Linked DNA regions of Homo sapiens: region 2 is linked to region 1. A link is an interaction called in ENCODE POLR2A ChIA-PET data of the cell type or tissue named here. Cell type or tissue: B cell. All regions are shown on one strand. Each heading gives the region's core, and the rest is flanking DNA. Links, peaks and the distances in the headings are about the cores only. Region 1 has its middle 25 kb from the start of USP3. Region 2 overlaps LINC02568 (long intergenic non-protein coding RNA 2568).

What was found. Peaks named below come from ENCODE experiments on the same cell type or tissue, not always from the same donor. Only the 100,000 strongest peaks of a DNase experiment are listed, where the experiment ranks them.
Region 2: POLR2A ChIA-PET joins it to region 1 with 6 read pairs; 2 of 35 experiments call an interaction of 5 or more read pairs at or near these places.

Annotation. Positions count from the first base shown.
Region 1 is chr15:63,478,388-63,481,301 of GRCh38, forward strand. No RefSeq gene overlaps it. Among named protein-coding and RNA genes, the nearest start is that of USP3, 25 kb to the right of the region's middle. In B cell, for the core only: no CTCF peak of the experiment used is centred there; DNase peaks (open chromatin) are centred at 1,434 and 2,224; H3K4me3 peaks cover 1,486 bases; H3K27ac peaks cover 2,500 bases.
Region 2 is chr15:63,395,262-63,398,175 of GRCh38, forward strand. LINC02568 (long intergenic non-protein coding RNA 2568) reads left to right here. Exons shown (of 7, transcript NR_120375.1): 3 at 340-420. Among named protein-coding and RNA genes, the nearest start is that of LINC02568, 6.5 kb to the left of the region's middle. In B cell, for the core only: no CTCF peak of the experiment used is centred there; no DNase peak of the experiment used is centred there.

The DNA of each region.
Region 1 (2,914 bases), core at 288-2,787:
TTGATCACCAAGCAGCCTGTTTCTCTGGGCCTGTGGTCCTTGGGAAATGCTTGTGAATCCTGGACTCTGACAATCCTGGGAGTGGTGGCTGATCCTGGCACAGCTTCTGCCCTTTATCCTATCCATCAGCTACCAGCCAGACTGCATGCCCTTGAGATTTCTCAAGCGGGGTCTGACACCAGCGTGGGCTCTGTGCACCTCAGTGTGTGTTGCCATTGGAACCCCGTCACTCGACTTGAGGGAAAGGACAGCAACCTCCCATCTCTCCACCTTGGTTGGCTAAGTTATTTTAAGGTCAAATAATGGAAGCAGTGCAGATATTAAATATGTCGGTGCCAGTTGTATATATGTGCTCCCTGAAAATATACTCATGGTGTATTTTTAGGTGCCAAAGGGCAAAATCCTATATGTAATATAATCTTGTTTCAGAAAAAATATGTTTATATAGACAGAACAAATATATATTTTAACATGTTCATCTATTTGCATAAGAAAACATTCGAAAAGATACACCTTTAATGGTAATGTTAACATGTTAATGGTGGTTCTCTCTGGCTGATGTGATTTGGAGTGATTTTAATTTTTTCCTTTGGCTTATTTTCATCCTTGCTAAGTTTCTTTCCATAAAAACATGACCTCTATATGAGAAAAAGAAGGCCGGGTGTGACGGCTGTCTGTAAGCCCAACACTTTGTGGGGCGGAGGTGGGCAGATCACTTGACGTCAGGAGTTCAAGACCAGCCTGGCCAACATGGTGAAACCAGGTCTCTACTAAAAATACAAAAATTAGCTGGATGTGGTAATGCACGCCTGCAATCCCAGCTACTCGGGAGGCTGAGGCAGTAGAATCATTTGAACATAGGAGGCAGAGGTTGTAGTGAGCCAAGATCGCGCCATTGCACTCCAGCCTGGGCGACAGAGTGAGACTCTGTCTTGAAAAAAAAAAGAAAAAGAATAATGAAGAAGAAAAGAGTTTCTGTAGGACTCTGTTTGCCCTCTCAACTTGGCCTTCTCTCACAACTAATTGTGTATTTGCACCTCTACTTTCTCTGCCCCTCAAGAACAGGGATCTCATCTTACTCATTTTGCCTTCTCTGCGACGTCTCCAAGACATGCTCAAGAATTAATTAGCTAGCCAGGGAGCGGACCCCAAGTTCTACTGTCTCTGACCCCTCCTGAGTGCAGGTCTCTGAGGCCAAGCCCCTCGAGCAGGCCTCCAGGAGGTGAAGCTCCTGAGACCTCCCAGGCCTAGGTTCCTGGGGTTTCCCACTAGGCACCTTGTCAGTGAGTAAAGCAGTGGTGGCTGCAGGCAGATGCAACATCAACAGCAAGTCTGCAGGCAAAGACGCTCTCTTGCGCTTGTGGGTTTCTTCTCAATATGATTTCATTACTGTAAGGCAGATGTTTCATTGCCAGGGCAACCAGGGGGTGGAATATGCACAGAGCAGCCTCCACTTTGAACTTTATTTTGTTAAACTCCCACTGGGCCCTGAGCTCACTTCCCATTTGTGGTTGCAAGAATGTAAACATTCTTCAAATCTGCTGGGGTTTTTTGTCTTGATCTTGTTTTGTCTCTTTAGAGGTCTGGCTGACATGTACAGTGTCTTCTGCAATTTACTAATTAGTGTAACTTGTTTCATTCTCACCCGCTCACCTTGATACCTCTCCCTACTGTCTTGTGATCAGACTTGCTCCCTCAAAATAGATGGATATATTTTTCAATGTATTTAAAATGAACTGGAGGCCGGGCGAGGTGGCTCACATCTATAATGCCAGCACTTTGGGAAGCCGAGGAGGGTGGATCACCTGAGGTCAGGAGTTCGAGACCAGCCTGACCAACATGGTGAGCCCTCATCTCTACTAAAAATACAAAAATTAGCCGGGCGTGGTGGCGCATGCCTGTAACCCAGCTACTTGGGAGGCTGAGGCAGGAAAGTCACTTGAACTGGAGAGGCAGAGGTTACAGTGAGCCGAGATCGCGCCATTGTACACTCTAGCCTGGGCAACAAGAGCGAAACTCTGTCTCAAAAAAAAGAACTGGAACGTCAGAATTGGAATTTTCCAATAGGGAGGATATCAAAGGGGACAGCTTTAACTGTTTCTCCTCTCATGATGTGCTCTTTTTCCCCTTGGTTTTCCTGCTCCTGCTCCGCAGCACACACAGGTTTCTAAACTACACTGAGGGGTGACTAGCCCTCTGTGGCCTTGGCCTGTTTGATGTGAATACCCTATCTCCCTGGTGAGGCTTGGAGGCCTCAGTGGGAGGAGCAGTCATGATCGATTCCTCAATCATGACAAAACCCATATAGCCTGCAGTTCCCTCTCCTTCCATTCCTTGTCCCAGTTAAAATACCTTTCAACTAGACTCCACTTTTGGAATTGTCACTGACAAAGTTGTTTTCTGGGGAGGTGAGCCTCAGAGGTTTAAACACACTGGTCTTGCCCAGCACCTGATACTTCATTGTTGGAAGGAATTAAATCTAATTGAATAGAATCAAATCCAAATTGAACGGGCAGGTTCTAAACCAGGCTTGCAGATCAGGGCCATCAGCCTCTTAAATGCAGCCCAGATGAGCCCACCGTTGTCTGGTGTCTGAGAGGAGGAGGGCACAGTGCGAGGGCCCATTCTGGTTGTTTGGGGATGTTTCTCTTAGCTCGTTGCTTGGAGGGTCTACCTGGTTTCTCATAGCTGCTGCCTGGGGTAAATGACTGGCTTTGAATCAAGTCCCAGAGTGCAAGTGTCTGAGGGGAGCCTGGGAGTAAATGGAGGAAGGAAGGAGAGGGAGGGAGGGAGGGGGGTTCCCCTACAGTTTCCCAATGAGGAGATAAAATGTAAGCCCTAGAAACATGGGAGAATTAATGATGTGGAATGAGCTGTGTCACTTGTGACATGAGTCATAGTATTGCCCTCTCAG
Region 2 (2,914 bases), core at 186-2,685, 83 kb before region 1:
ACACTTTCTGTTTTTCCCACCTTCTCATCCTCTCCCCTCTCTTCTCTCCCTCTCTCTGTTTCTGACTGCAACTGTAGTGAGTGGAGTATGGGGCTCACTCATTATCCATCGTGTAAGGAGTTGCTCTTGTTTTATTTATTTGATTTCCCCCCCACCTTCATTTCTGATACCCATTCTCCTTCTTCCCACACGCTGTCACTCTGATATTGTGATAATGTATTCTTGGGTATGTATGTGAACTTACAAAATGTTAGAAATGTTTGTTCCCTGGTGCCACAAAGAAATAGCACTCGAACATACATTTAATTCTCTCAGCAAAGCAATTTTTACTTTCTGCAGAAAGGGTGCTCATCACAGATGGAACAATGGCGAGAGCACACCTGGACAGGGGAGGGGCAGGAGTTCTGATTCCTGACACAGGTAGGCCCTGCTGCTGTGTTGTTCCCCTGTTGGCTAGGGTTGGACCGCACAGTCTAAGCTAATTTTGATTGGCTATTTTAAAGGGGCAGGGGTATGAGTCAGAGTGGCGGAGTGAGTAGTTTGGCAGGAAGGACAGTTAGGAACAGGTAACCAAAGGTGACTTAGGTCAGAGAAGGTGACCAAGGGTGACTCAGGTCAAAGAAGATGACCACAATGAGTCAAGATGGAGCAGGTGACCAGGGGAACAGATGTGAACTACTGATTAGGACTACGGGGAAAGTTGTTTACTTAAACTAGAAGCAAGTGGGCAAAGAGAACCAGGAAGTTAAACTTTAAAATGGAGAATCAAAGAATAAGAGAGCTGAAACTACTGACGTGCTGATTCTTTGAAGAGAAATTTGCAGTTCACTATATTTAACAAAAATATGTTATTTTGTGTGGTTTGGTTTTTAAACCTACCTACCGCATTTACTTATCCATTCCCCTAGCAAATGCCCCAGCTCCCTGCTACCAGTACTACAGTGAGGTGAGTGTTTTTGTCCGTGATCCTTTAGGACCTGTGTAAGAGTTTCTCGGAAGCATATGTCTAGGAGTGGAATTGCTGATGCATATTTATTTTCACAAAGTACGTCTAGGTTGTGACTGCGAACTGCAGAACTCTCTGCCCGTAATGACTCTGTCCAAACCCCTGCACTAAGAGACTTGACCAAACCCTAGCATGGCTTCTAGCAGCTTAAGACCATGTCCCTAGGATGATACCAGCCTCCCTTAAAATGCTTGCCTGGAAGCTCAATGCTGCCAGGAGAATTTACTGTTTATTCTGGCCAAAACCTGGTGATAGGCAGATAAGCCCCTGAGCTCCCTCTTAGAGCAGTTATTTTAGAAAGCTTGCAATTATAAATCTTTCCTTTGCCCTTTGAGATGTAAATCTCCCACCCAAAACGGTCTCCTCAAGGATCTGAGAGCCCTCTCTTTGAAATGCAGATATTCAGGGAGCTATAGCTCTTCTCCCAGGAGGATAAGGGCCTAACTGCTATGGATGCCTTACTTTAGGAGAAGTGTGTTTATCCTTCGGATAAGCACCAGTGAACAAATCCAGGTGGCGCAATCACATAGACTAACCCTCCCTTAACACCCCACAGTGCCTTTCCCTTAATCTTTAAATAGTCTCCAGTACTTTGCATCAGGTACTCTGTTCACACTCTACTCTTTTTCCTTATTGCAGTAGTCCCTGAATAAAACCTGTCCTGGCTGCTTTAACCGGTGCCTGGCTCTATCTTTGACATGCCCTAGAATACAGTGTTTGTTTCCTTTCCGTTTTGTTTCCTTACAACCTGCCAGAGTTTGGTATTATCCAGTCTCCTAATTTTCCAACCTCATGGGTAAAAAGACTTAGTCTTGCTATTGTTTTAATTTTCATTTATCTAAGAACTAGTGAGGTTCACTTTGGGAGGCTGAGGCGGGTGGATCATGAGGTCAGGAGATCAAGACCATCCTGGCCAACATGGTGAAACCCTGTCTCTACTAAAAATACAAAAATTAGTTGGGCGTGGTGGCGGGCATCTGTAGTCCCAGCTACTCGGGAGGCTGAGGCAGGAGAATCACTTTAACCCAGGAGGCGGAGGTTGCAGTGAGCCGAGATCGTGCCACTGCACTCCAGCCTGGGCAACAGAGTGAGACTCTGTCTCAAAACAAAACAAAACAAAACAAAAAAACTAGTGAGGTTGAGCAAAACCAGTGGGTTTTTTGGGGTGAGTCACATATTCATATCCTTGCCCATTTTCCTGTTGTATTCTCTTTTTCTGATTGATTTGTAGGACTTTCTTATATATTCTGTATAATAATCTCTTGCTGGTCTTGGGAGTCTCAAATATTTTTTTCTCAGTCTATCACCTGTCTGTTCATTTAGATAACTATATCTGCCATCGTCATTATTGTTAATTTTGATATAGTCATCAATTTGAGGGGCAGGGAATACAGTTACACTTTTTGAATGTTTTTTAAAAAAATTCTTCCCCACTTCTAAGGTCATAAATATATTCTGACGTATATATATGCATACACATGCATATCTATGTTTTGTAGGGTGGTGTTTCACATTTATATCTTTAATTCTTCTGAAGTTCACCTTTGCTTATGGTGTTAGGAATGCAGCTTAATTTTTTTCCATGTAGTGAGCCAATCTTCCCTACACTGTCTACTAAGCAACCCATCCTTTCCCCATTTACTTGTTTTTCATACATCAGGTGCACATACAACAAAACACATAAGCATACCTATGAATTTCTGACACTTTCTCACCCTTACTCTATTTCCATGCTTCTACACCACAGTGCCGTAATGTTTTATTATATAGCATTGGAGTATACTGGGGCAAGTCATTCCTCTTTGTTCTTTTTCTGAAATTGGCTCAACTGATGGTGGACCTTGTTTTTTTCTTCTATATAAATTTTGAATATGCTTTTTTTATTCCCTCAAAAAATTCTGTTGGGAC